2 separate regions of the Homo sapiens genome follow, and region 2 is linked to region 1. A link is a loop called in an ENCODE intact Hi-C map of the cell type or tissue named here. Cell type or tissue: PC-9. All regions are shown on one strand. Links, peaks and the distances in the headings refer to the core of each region. The heading gives the core; the rest is flanking DNA.

Region 1 (5,373 bases), core at 196-5,195:
GCATAAAAACTGTGTGAAATTAGCCGGGCGCAGTGGCTCACGCCTGTAATCCCAGCACTTTAGGAGGCCGAGGCGGGTGGATCACGAGGTCAGGAGATCGTGACCATCCTGGCTAACACGGTGAAACCCCGTCTGTACTAAAAATACAAAAAATTGGCCGGTCGCAGTGGCTCAAGCCTGTAATCCCAGCACTTTGGTAGGCTGAGGCGGGCGGATCACGAGGTCACAAGATTGAGACCATCCTGGCTAACACGGTGAAACTCCGTCTCTACTAAAAAAATACAAAAAATTAGCCGGGCGTGGCGGTGGGCACCTGTAGTCCCAGCTACTCGGGAGGCTGAGGCAGGAGAATGGCGTGAACCTGGGAGGCAGAGCTTGCAGTGAGCCAAGATCGTGCCGCTGTACTCCAGCCTGGGCGACAGAGCGAGACTCTGTCTCAAAAAACAAACAAACAAACAAAAAACAAAACTGTGTGAAATTATTATTCTCTGCTAAAGTTTCTGATATGTTCACATCACCAAAAAATTATTGTTTACTGCTCAGAATTCAGTCCCATAGTAGAGGCTTTTCTGGGAGAGAAAACTGTCATCAAGCTTAGTCAATAATTTTATTGAATACTTTCAGCAAATAGCGGATTATTTGAAATATTCAAACTGGTACTAAATCTTGTCTCTGTGCCAGTATTATATTTTCTGGTGGCCTGTAGTATATTTTTCATACTTAACAATGGTAAGAGACAACTGCTGCATCTATTCCAATTTCCAGAGTATCTGCTAAAACAATCCATGATCCAGTTCATGTTTGTGATTCCCACTTGTATTCTTACTAGATGATATTTGATAGTTAATTTACTGTAGTTTTCTGGTTAAAGTGAAATTTACTAAAATAGTCTTATGGTATTTGAGTTTCAAAATTTTAAAGTAAATATTGTTAGATTGAGTTGGCTCTAAGAAACTAAAAATAAGAGAGTAAGGAAAGTTCCATACTCTTAACTAAAACCCCTTTGTAGCTAGAAATCTTCAGGCTTTGTTTATATTTACCTTGAAATTTTTAAGGCTAGTAAGCATTTTATGTGTGGTTCTCCTTCCTTTCAGTTACATTTTCAGGCTAAATTATTCCATTGTTTTATGTTTTCCGGGAGAGTTTATATGGATACAACACCTTATATAAATAATGGCATTAAAGACTTTTAATCTCAACTTGGAAAGAAAGAGAATAGTCATGGTGTGATTGATCTGAAGGTCACTTACCTTATAGCCTCAACTAGACACAATATAATGGAAACTTTAGGCTTATGTGGTACTTGAAGAGCTAGAAGTGATTTCATAAAATCCATGCATTGAAGTTGTCCAGTAATGTGAAGCATTAGTCTTACTCTTCCTTAGCATTTACTCTCTTTTTTTGGAGATGGAGTCTTGCTCTGTCGCCCAGGCTGAGTGCAAAGGTGCGATCTCGGCTCACTGCAGCCTCCACCTCCCAGGTTCAGACGATTCTCCTGTCTCAGCCTCCTGAGTAGCTGGGATTACAGGCGCGTGCCACTACGCCCAGCTAATTTTTGTATTTTCAGTAGAGAGAGGGTTTCACCATGTTGGCCAGGTTGGTCTTGAACTCTTGACCTCATGTGATCTGCCTGCCTTGGCCTCCCAAAGTGCTGGAATTACAGGCATGAGCCACCACACCCGGCCGCATTTAATCTTTTTTTTTTCTTTCTTTCTTTCTTTTTTTTTTTTTTTTTTTTTTTGGGACAGTGTCCCTCTGTCGCCCAGGCTGGAGTGCAGTGGCGCGATCTTGGCTCACTGCAACCTCTGCCTCCCAGGTTCAAGTGATTCTTCTGCCTCAGCCTCCCAAGTAGCTGGGATTACAAGCGCCTGCCACCATGCCTGGCTAATTTTTGTATTTTTAGTAGAGACTGGGTTTCACCATGTTGACCAGGCTCATCTTGAACTCCTGACCTCAAGTGATCCACCTGGCTTCGGCTTCTCAAAGTGCTGGGATTACAGGCATGAGCCACCGCGCCCGGTTGCATTTACTCTTTAAACAAAATTTTAACACACTTGGCTATCTGGTTTCTGAATCAATGTAGATTAGCCAATAACAGATTAGAAGAAGAGACATTGGAAGATGCTTGTTGGCAGGCCACTTTGACATCAGCAAGAAATGTGAGTTAACTCTTCAAATGAGCAAATAGGAAACCTAATAAAGGCAGATACAAAAAATAAAAAAGCACAGTATTCAGATATCTTTCTGAAAGAGCTAATCATCACTATAGACTTCAGTAGCCTATGAGGACATTAGCACTGCGTAGTAATTCAGGTTCATAATGATGACTAAATCAATAACGACTCAATTATGGTCTATAGATTTAAAAAATGAAACAAGGAAGCATATAATCCATTTCATAAAGATTTCCATCTAGAATGGCTAAAATAATACACTTTGACACTTTTTTTTCTTTTGAGACAGGGTCTCATTCTGTCACCCAGTCTGGAGTGCAGCGATCACAGCTCACTACAGTCTCGACCTCCGCGCTCAGCTGATCCTCCCACCTCAGGCTCACCACCCCATACCCACCCCTACCCTGCCCCCGTAGCTGGGACTACAGGTGCACGCTACCATGCCCAGCTAATTTTTTGTATCCTTTGTAGAGATAAGGTTTCACCATGTTGTCTAGACCAGACTGATCTTGAACTCCTAGGCTCAAGTGATCTGCCTGCTTAGGCTTCCCAAAGTGTGCTAGGATTACAGGCTTGAGCCACCAAACCCAGCCCACTTTGACACTTAAAAGAAATAAAACTCAATTCGGTGGAGATGAATTTTTTTTGTTTCACATTGTCCTCATTGATGCTCAGTAATCATTGATCCAGTAGTGTATTTTCTGGGAGGGCCTGGGCCCAGGTGGTACACTTTTAGACTATATCCAGACATCTTTTAAGTATATGCCTGAATTCTCTAGAGAAGTAAAGAATGTGTTTTCATCTTCTTAGAAGAAGATGAGTAAGAGTTTGTTTATTTAAAAATATCTTTGAATGAGTTGATTCAGCGGTATTAGTCACCATAGAAATGACTTAAATTAAAAACCAAGTTTTTGAAAACAGCATGATCATGCTCAGTGACATTCCTGATTCACTCAGTATGGCAAGCAGTTTTTTTTTTTTTAGACAGAGTCTTGCTCTGTTGCCCAGGCTGGAGTGCAGTAGTGTGATCATGATTCACCGCAGCCTCCAACTCCTGGGCTCAGGCAGTTCTCCCACCTCACGTTCCTGTGGAGCTGGGACTACAGGCTCATGAAACTATGCTTGGCTAATTTTTTTTTTTTCCTTTAGTAGAGACATGGTCTCACTATGCTGCCCAGGCTGGTTTCAAACTCCTGGGCTCAAGCAATCCTCCCACCTTGGACTCCCAAAGGGCTGAGATTACAGGTGTGAGCCACTGCAAGGCTTCATAAAGAGTAATTTAACATTCAAATAATTTCAAGAGGATAGAGGAAGAATTCTGAAGAAACTCTTTTGTAAATTTTAAATTACCATTTTCATCCAAAGACCACATTGGTGATTATCCTATTCTAGAGGTGCTAATTAGTGTACTTAAATTGAGTTAGAAAGGAAAGATACTTTCCTGTGGTTTTGGGGGATTGATTTTTATCAGGAAAGAAGCTGTTTTCTAGCATAGTTTTGAAACCTTCATACTTGAACATATTTTCTTTCTGTCTGAAAGAATGTCACTAGTTTCTGTCCTCTGACTAGGGAAGTAAAAGGGCCTATTATCCTTTACTTTTGCTTTTACCCCCTTATTCTCCTAATCCAAATGGTGACTCTTGAGTTTATAATATAGCCCTTCTCTGGTGTCCTTGGGGATATTGGGGGTGGGGGAGAAATAATATAGCCTTTAAAAAATAATCCATTGTATAACTATTCTAATGTCCCTTTTGTTTATTTTTATTTTTCAGAGACAGGGTCTTGCTCTGTCAACCAGGCTGGAGTGCAGTGGTGCAGTCATAGCTCACTGGAGCCTCAAATTCCTGGGCTCAAGCAATTCTTCTGCCTCAGCCTCCCAGATAGCTATGACTACAGGCATGCACCACCATGCCCGGCTACTTTTTTTATTTTTATTTTTTTAGAAACAGGATCTTGCTGTGTTGCCCAGGCTGGTTTGGAACTCCTAGTCTCAAGAGATACTCCTGTTTTGGTCTCCCAGAGTGTTGGAATTATAGCTGTGAGCCACTGTGCCCAACCCCATTTGTTTTCTTTCTTCCTTCCTATTTGTAAAATCTTAGCATTGGTAAGGACCTGAGAATTCAGTTAATGTAAGGACCCACGTACTAGAAGAATCCTCTCTCTGGCATCTACAACAGATGGGCATTCAGCTTGAGTGAATATTTTTGATGATAATCTCACTCTTCCCAAGCAGCTCATTTAATTATTAGCAATTTCTTCCTTTTACTTTATTTAGATGAAAACTATGTCTTTGTAATTTCTGTGGGCTAATGAATTCTGCCCTTAGGAGTCACATGAAATTCAGCAGCTCTTGAAATTTGTTAGAGCAGCAATCATTTTCCTGCTTTGAATTCTCTTTTTCTAGGCTAAAGGTCCCAATATCATTCAGTTATTTGTTTTATGACGTGGTTTCAAATTGCATCATTATCTTCTAGCTCTGACAGATTTTTTCTCTCTAAAATAGATTGCTCAGAACCGAATGTAAGATTTAAGATGCAATATAAATACTGAGAACTGAGGGGCTGTTACTGTCCACAGTCTTCTGGATAGAGAATCAAATCCAGGAGGTCAGAGACTAAGTTTGTCTTTCTTACTAGAGTAGCCCCACTACTTAGCATAGGAATGCTCTGGTCACTATAAGTCTAGAAATGCAGATAAAGATTGTAAGCTGTTTTAGAATTTCATTTCTGTTGGGGCATGTTCTGTCAAGGACTTAAGATCCTTTTTAGTGTGTGAACTATTGTCAAATTGGGTAACCTCCAAGGGTAGAGGTTAGTGAGGTAGGCAAAATTCAAATCATTCTAGTATGTAATTTAAGTGAGAAGTGAAGAAGACTCATACAAACATAAAAGCAGTAGAGAAGCTGAAAAATAGACTGGTTCTAAATATATTTTGGCGGTAGAGTGTATACGATGAACAGATGGATTTGATTAGGAAGGGAAATGGAGAAGGCTAAGAGAAGGACAGCACTTAGGATTCTGCTTTGAGATACTGGATGGTATGATTGAGCCACTTATGGGAACAGGAAAAACAGAATTAAGAATTTAATTTTGGACATGTTTTATTGAGATACTTGCAAGATATTAATCTCTCTTCTCTATTTCAGTTTTTCAGTTTTGTTTTTGTTTTTTTTTTTTGAGATGGAGTCTTGCTCTGTCGC
Region 2 (5,373 bases), core at 167-5,166, 85 kb before region 1:
AAAATACAAAAAAAAATTAGCTGGGCATGGTGGTCTGTGCCTGTAATCCCAGCTACTAGGGAGGCTGAGGCAAGAGAATTGCTTGAACCTGGGAGGCAGAGGTTGCAGTGAGCTGAGATCACGCCACTGCACTCCAGCCTGGGCGACAGAGCAGGACTCCGTCTCAAAAAAAAAAAAAAAAAAGAGTGGTATGACCTTGGGTTGCCACTTTAGCTCTCTGAGCCTCAGAAGCTCTTTAGAACATTTTTGGCTGTTAGGATTCAATAAGATAAAATGAGCAAATGCCTGTAAAAGAACCAGGATCGCTAAATGTGAGTGGCTTCTTCAAGAGGTCACTGCTGACGGGGGCATCTCAGGTAGCAAAGTGCTCCCTGCAGTCTGGGGATGGAGGCGAAGATTATGATGTCACTGGCAGAGGCCATGGGGCAGGGGGCCTGCAGTCCAGGGAGTGACAGCTTTCCCGCTTCAGTGACTGACAAAGCCACACAAGGCCTTCACCCACACAAGTGCACAAGTCACCTCAACGAGAAACACACACACAGGTGCCTGGGTGGAGGGGCTGTGGGACAGGGCAGAGCTCTCTAGGTCCCAGGGCCTGAGGCCCAGGGGACAACCTGTTTATAGGACACAGACAGACACAGATTCACACCCTCTATATAAACTCACAAACAGGGGCACACCCTCACAGGCACCAAAACACACCCCCCTACACATACACATACACAAATGCACAGAAACAGGAGATACAGGATCACAAGCATATTCCCAAATGCACTCCCCACGCACAAATTCAGAAACGCAGAGCCCTCCCTGGCCAACACACACACACACACACACACACACACACACACACACACACACACACACTCTTATCAGGCTGGGGCAGGCACTGGCACTGCTGAGTCACCCACAGGCAGCTCAGCCCAACAGAGCTAGAGCCACGTGGCTGCCCCAGCAGGGAGGGGGCAGGGCCCACAGCAGCTCTTTAGAATCACCCCATCCACCTGACTGCTGGGGTTTTCCTCTCCCTAGCCCTTTGATTGAGTCAGGGGTGGGGATGGGGTTGGGGGAGGAGCCACTGTTTGCAGAGGCCAAATCAAAAATTTCACAGCCTGCACTCTCCTGGGTGCAAGAGTACACGTGAGAGGAATTAAAAAATACTACTAGATTAATTACTATTTGCAAATATATTTTCACATACTCCCATTTAACCATCACAACAGCTCTATATAAAGTTAGCACTATTATTAATCTCATTTTACCCCAGGGTGGGGGGCGGGTGCCTTGCCCCAAAGCCCAAAACCCAGACTCACCTGCCTCCAAATCCCTACCTCGTAACCCCTGGGCAATACTGTCTGGTGGGCAGGTGTGATATAGGCAAGTGAAAGGTACATCAATGTGCTTGGGAGCCTGGTTGTCTATGTGTGTGTGTGCGCACGTGTGTGTGCTCGCGCACCAGGCTTCCCCAGGGGATTCACAGGGATAGAGACTGAAAGGGTCTCAAGTGTCCTGATTTCTGGTCGAAGGATCCAACACTTCTCTAGTCCCTTGAAGCCCACCTCCCTCCATCAGAAAACATCTCCCCAGTCAAAGGGCTCAGTCTGACCCTCCTCTGCTAGATTATGGGCTCCTTGAAGGCAGGAACCAGGGCCCTGAAGCCTCAAACAGGACCTGATTCAGAGAAGTCCTCAGTGAATTTGGAGGGGGGGAGAGTCAGTCAATGTATGACTTTTAATTCAGTTATGTATCAATATAACAATAACATCAATAATTATAATAAATGCTAATGCTTATTGCATGCTTACCCTGGGACTGGCACTGTTCTTAGCACTTGACATGGATTCTTTCATTCAATTCTTGCCACAACCCTTGAGGAAAATACTTTCATTAACCCCACTTTGCAGAGGAGGAAACTGGCTTGGAGAGAGTTAGTAGCTCACCCAAAGTAACTCAATTAGGAAGTGGCAGCGTTGGGGATTGGAACACAGGAAGTCTAGTTACCCCATTTAGTAGGAAGATCACTACATTCAGAGGAAGGCTTTGTCCTCAGCGAGCCTCAGTTTGCCATATTTGTCCAAAGAAAGGGTTAGTTTTCCACGGTGCTCTGGCCTGGAATATTCTATGATCCTATGATTCTGTGACGAAGAGCTTTTGAAGTGTCAGGGTTAGTTTTAAAATGAAAGAGGCCATTCTGCCGGGTGGTGAGCTTCCTGACATGGGCATATGTAAGCCAGCTCAGGCCTGAAATGGGAGGGAGGGGATGAGACTTCGGCCAGTGACCATGGAAGCGTTGATGGAGTGGACCATCAGGAGGGGAAAAGTCACTGAGAAGAGTGGCAAGGCGGGCACGACAGGATCCAGAACTCGCTTTTACGGAACGCCTACTGTGTACCAGACCTATGCTTGACATTTAACTTACATCGCTAATTCTCAGGAAAACATTGTAAGATTTATGGTTGACGAAATTCAGATCCAGAGAAGTGACTTGTTCAGGGTCACGCCGGACGAAGTGGTAGGACAGGCGATCCAGGTGAGTCTCCTCAGGGTCACTTCCCTAGATCCCCTCTGACCAACCCCTCTACCTAGTAACCTTAGGAGCAGTACCACGTGTCAAATTGCTTCACACTTTTGTCATATGACGTCACACCAGTCAATCCAGGAACTCCCTGCCCTTCCCTCCCCTGACCTCTGGGGTCTATCAAAGCAGCCCCCGGCTCAGTGTCCCCGCCGGACGAGGCTACACCTGCAGCCCCCGCCCCTTCCCAACTGCGACTCTCGCACTCCTCTGCCCGGGCCTCCCCCTCCCCGCCCCGCTGATCGGCAGTTGCCTGCGCCAATCAGAGGGCCTAGCGGGCGGGGCGGGGCCTCACGATGGAGTTGCCCTGTCAGTGCAGGTGGAGGCCCCGGCGGGGCAAAGTGGCAGGAACCTCTTAAAGGGCGAGAGCGGCGCGGAGCCAGAACGCGGTCGGCCCGGTCCCCGCCGCACCCAGCCCAGGTGAGCCTGGACCACCTGGGGGGCGACCCTCGGTCCCCGGGAGGGACGGGGTTAGGGACAGAAGAACCTACCCCCAAGGGCTCGGACCGTCCCGGGAGAGGCGAGACCAGGGTCGAAGGGTCCAGGGCTGAGGGGTCCAGCGGTCCCGAATTCCAGAATCCGAACTTGGGGTCCAAAGGAGTCTGGGCATCTTAAAGTTCAGGGTGCAGGGAGGGGCGTGGGAGTCTGGAGAGGGGGTCCGGGAGCTCGGATCCGGAGCTAGACACGTCCGGGTCCGGCCGGTCCTGGCTGTCTGGGGCGGGGGTCCTGCATTCGGTGTCCGCGGGAGAGTCCCTGCAGGTCGGCGCAGCCCCCGGCCGCCCCCTAGCCCCGCCTTGCCCGGCCCCGCATGCTCCTGCCGGGCCCGCAGCAGCGCTGGAGCGGGCTGGCGGCTAGCAGCGGGAGGGGGCTCCGGGGCCTGGAGCCCCGCGCCCCGCTCCGGCCCTTACGTAACTGACTTTGAGTTTCCGGACCCAGGAACCGACCCGCCAGCTGGGGCGCCGGCTGTGCCCGCCAGGGTGGCCCCCCCGGCCGTCGCGCCAGCCCCACACCCTCCCTGCCAGGCTTGGTCTAGGGGACTTCCCTCTGTCTGGGTCTCCCGGGTCTCTCTGTCCGGTTCAGGCTCAGGTTCCCTCTCATCTCTGGGTTCCCTGTATCTCTCATCTGTCGTCTCTGTTTTGCTGTCTTTTCCTGTCTCTGTCCTCTGTCTTTCCTCAAGAATTGTCTCGCCCTCACCTACACTTCCCGGCAGGCCCCACCTCTTCAGGGTGGGACAGGACCCCTCCTCTCCAGCTAGTTGGAGGCAGGGACCTGTCCAGACCAACCCGAGCCCGAGCTCGCTCCAGGAGTGGGGAGGAGAGAGGAGGGTTGGGGAAGATGATTCTAGGACCCTTAGCTCCTGGGTCCGGGAACGGACGACCCCTTCTCCGCCTCTGGAGCCCTTTCCTCCAGAAGGAGGAGGCTTGGACAGAACCTGGCTGGGGCTGGGCTTAGGGCAACTGGGAGTCCCTGTGAGAGCTGCCTAGTGTCTCGTCAGGGTCAGGTCCTCAGCTATTGAAGGGGAGCGGGAGGGGCTGGGGAGGGGCCAGAGCCCTGGCACGCGCCCCGGAGCTTCAGCAAGCTCCCTACCTCCACCCAGTTTCAGGCCTGGAGGATGGTCTTGGCAGGAGGCTGGGTGGGGAAGGGATCTGCAGGAGGAGGCTCAAGGGACTTCTGCATGTTGGGGAGGAGGGTGGAGATAGAATGACAGACCCGCAAGTCTAAGGAGCACCTACTGGGAACACTCCCTGCCTTGAAGGCTCTCCGGGGTGTCAGACAGACACTTCGGAAATCACTGTAAATAAGGCGTTAAAGCAGGTGTGAGGTGGGAATTATTATTTCTTCTTTTTTTTCTTTTGAGACGGAGTCTCGCTCTGTCGCCCAGGCTAGAGTGCAGTGTCGCGATCTCGGCCCACTGCAAGCTCCGCCTCCCGGATTCACGCCATTCTCCTGCCTCAGCCTCCCGAGTAGCTGGGATTACAGGCGCCCGCCACCGCGCCCGGCTAATTTTTTGTATTTTTAGTAGAGACGGGGATTCACCGTGTTAGCCAGGATGGTCTCGATCTCCTGACCTCGTGATCCACCCACCTCGGCCTCCCAAAGTGCTGGGATTACAGGCGTGAGCCACCGCGCCAGGCCGGGAATTATTAATTCTAAGCCAGGAGAAACTTTGCGCAAGGAGGTAGGAGGCTTGAGAAGAAAGGGAGCCAGAAGCTGAAGGGAGCAGAGGGAGGGATGAAAGGGGACATCCAGTGCCCAGTAGGCTCTGCACACAGCAGAACTGGGTTGAATCCTGACCCTTCCACTTTCCTGCTGTGTGATCCTGCATGAGTCACTTCACCTCTCTGAGTCCCAGGCTTGTACTTTGTCAATAATCCGGACCTTGCAGGCATAAGCAGCATCAAATAGGCAATGTGTATGCAGACCAGAACGGTAGCTGGTCTGATAGCAGGCCAGTAGTGTGTTTTAAGAAGGGAATGGAGTGGGGAAGTCCTGAGGTTTCCGCTGTATGTATAGGAGAGCCAGGCAACACCTGCCAGGTCTCAGCAACATGGGGCATGGGTGGAGTGCCTGGGTGTATGGGTGATACTCATTGAGGCCACACTGGCTGTCTCCTGATTGGCCCATCCCTCCTAGACCAGGGCTGGCCTCCCTCCTGTAGGCTCCAGGTGCCAACAGAAGCTCCCACCCAGGCCGCCTTACTCCCCAGACGAGTGCGGGTAGAGCCCTGTCAGGGCAGGACCAGCACCCTCTCTGCAGAATGGACCATGGCCAGGAGACTGGCTGGCCGTGCTGGGCAG

What was found. A loop is a pair of places that touch in the nucleus more often than their neighbours do. Peaks named below come from ENCODE experiments on the same cell type or tissue, not always from the same donor. Only the 100,000 strongest peaks of a DNase experiment are listed, where the experiment ranks them.
Region 2: a loop joins it to region 1, with 15 times the contacts of the local background. A loop is called at or near these places in 29 of 110 quality-filtered maps.

What each region holds. Positions count from the first base shown.
Region 1 is chr1:28,969,463-28,974,835 of GRCh38, forward strand. The region is part of intron 1 of EPB41 (erythrocyte membrane protein band 4.1); the gene reads left to right. Among named protein-coding and RNA genes, the nearest start is that of EPB41, 58 kb to the left of the region's middle. In PC-9, for the core only: no CTCF peak of the experiment used is centred there; DNase peaks (open chromatin) are centred at 3,099 and 4,619; H3K4me3 peaks cover 635 bases; H3K27ac peaks cover 3,248 bases.
Region 2 is chr1:28,884,216-28,889,588 of GRCh38, forward strand. It overlaps a transcript of EPB41 not described here. Among named protein-coding and RNA genes, the nearest start is that of EPB41, 28 kb to the right of the region's middle. RefSeq lists cis regulatory regions at 1-103, 347-1,251, 864-903, enhancers at 586-1,266, 659-708 and silencers at 2,643-2,932, 2,943-3,162, 3,303-3,652. In PC-9, for the core only: no CTCF peak of the experiment used is centred there; DNase peaks (open chromatin) are centred at 946 and 2,836; H3K4me3 peaks cover 1,697 bases; H3K27ac peaks cover 945 bases.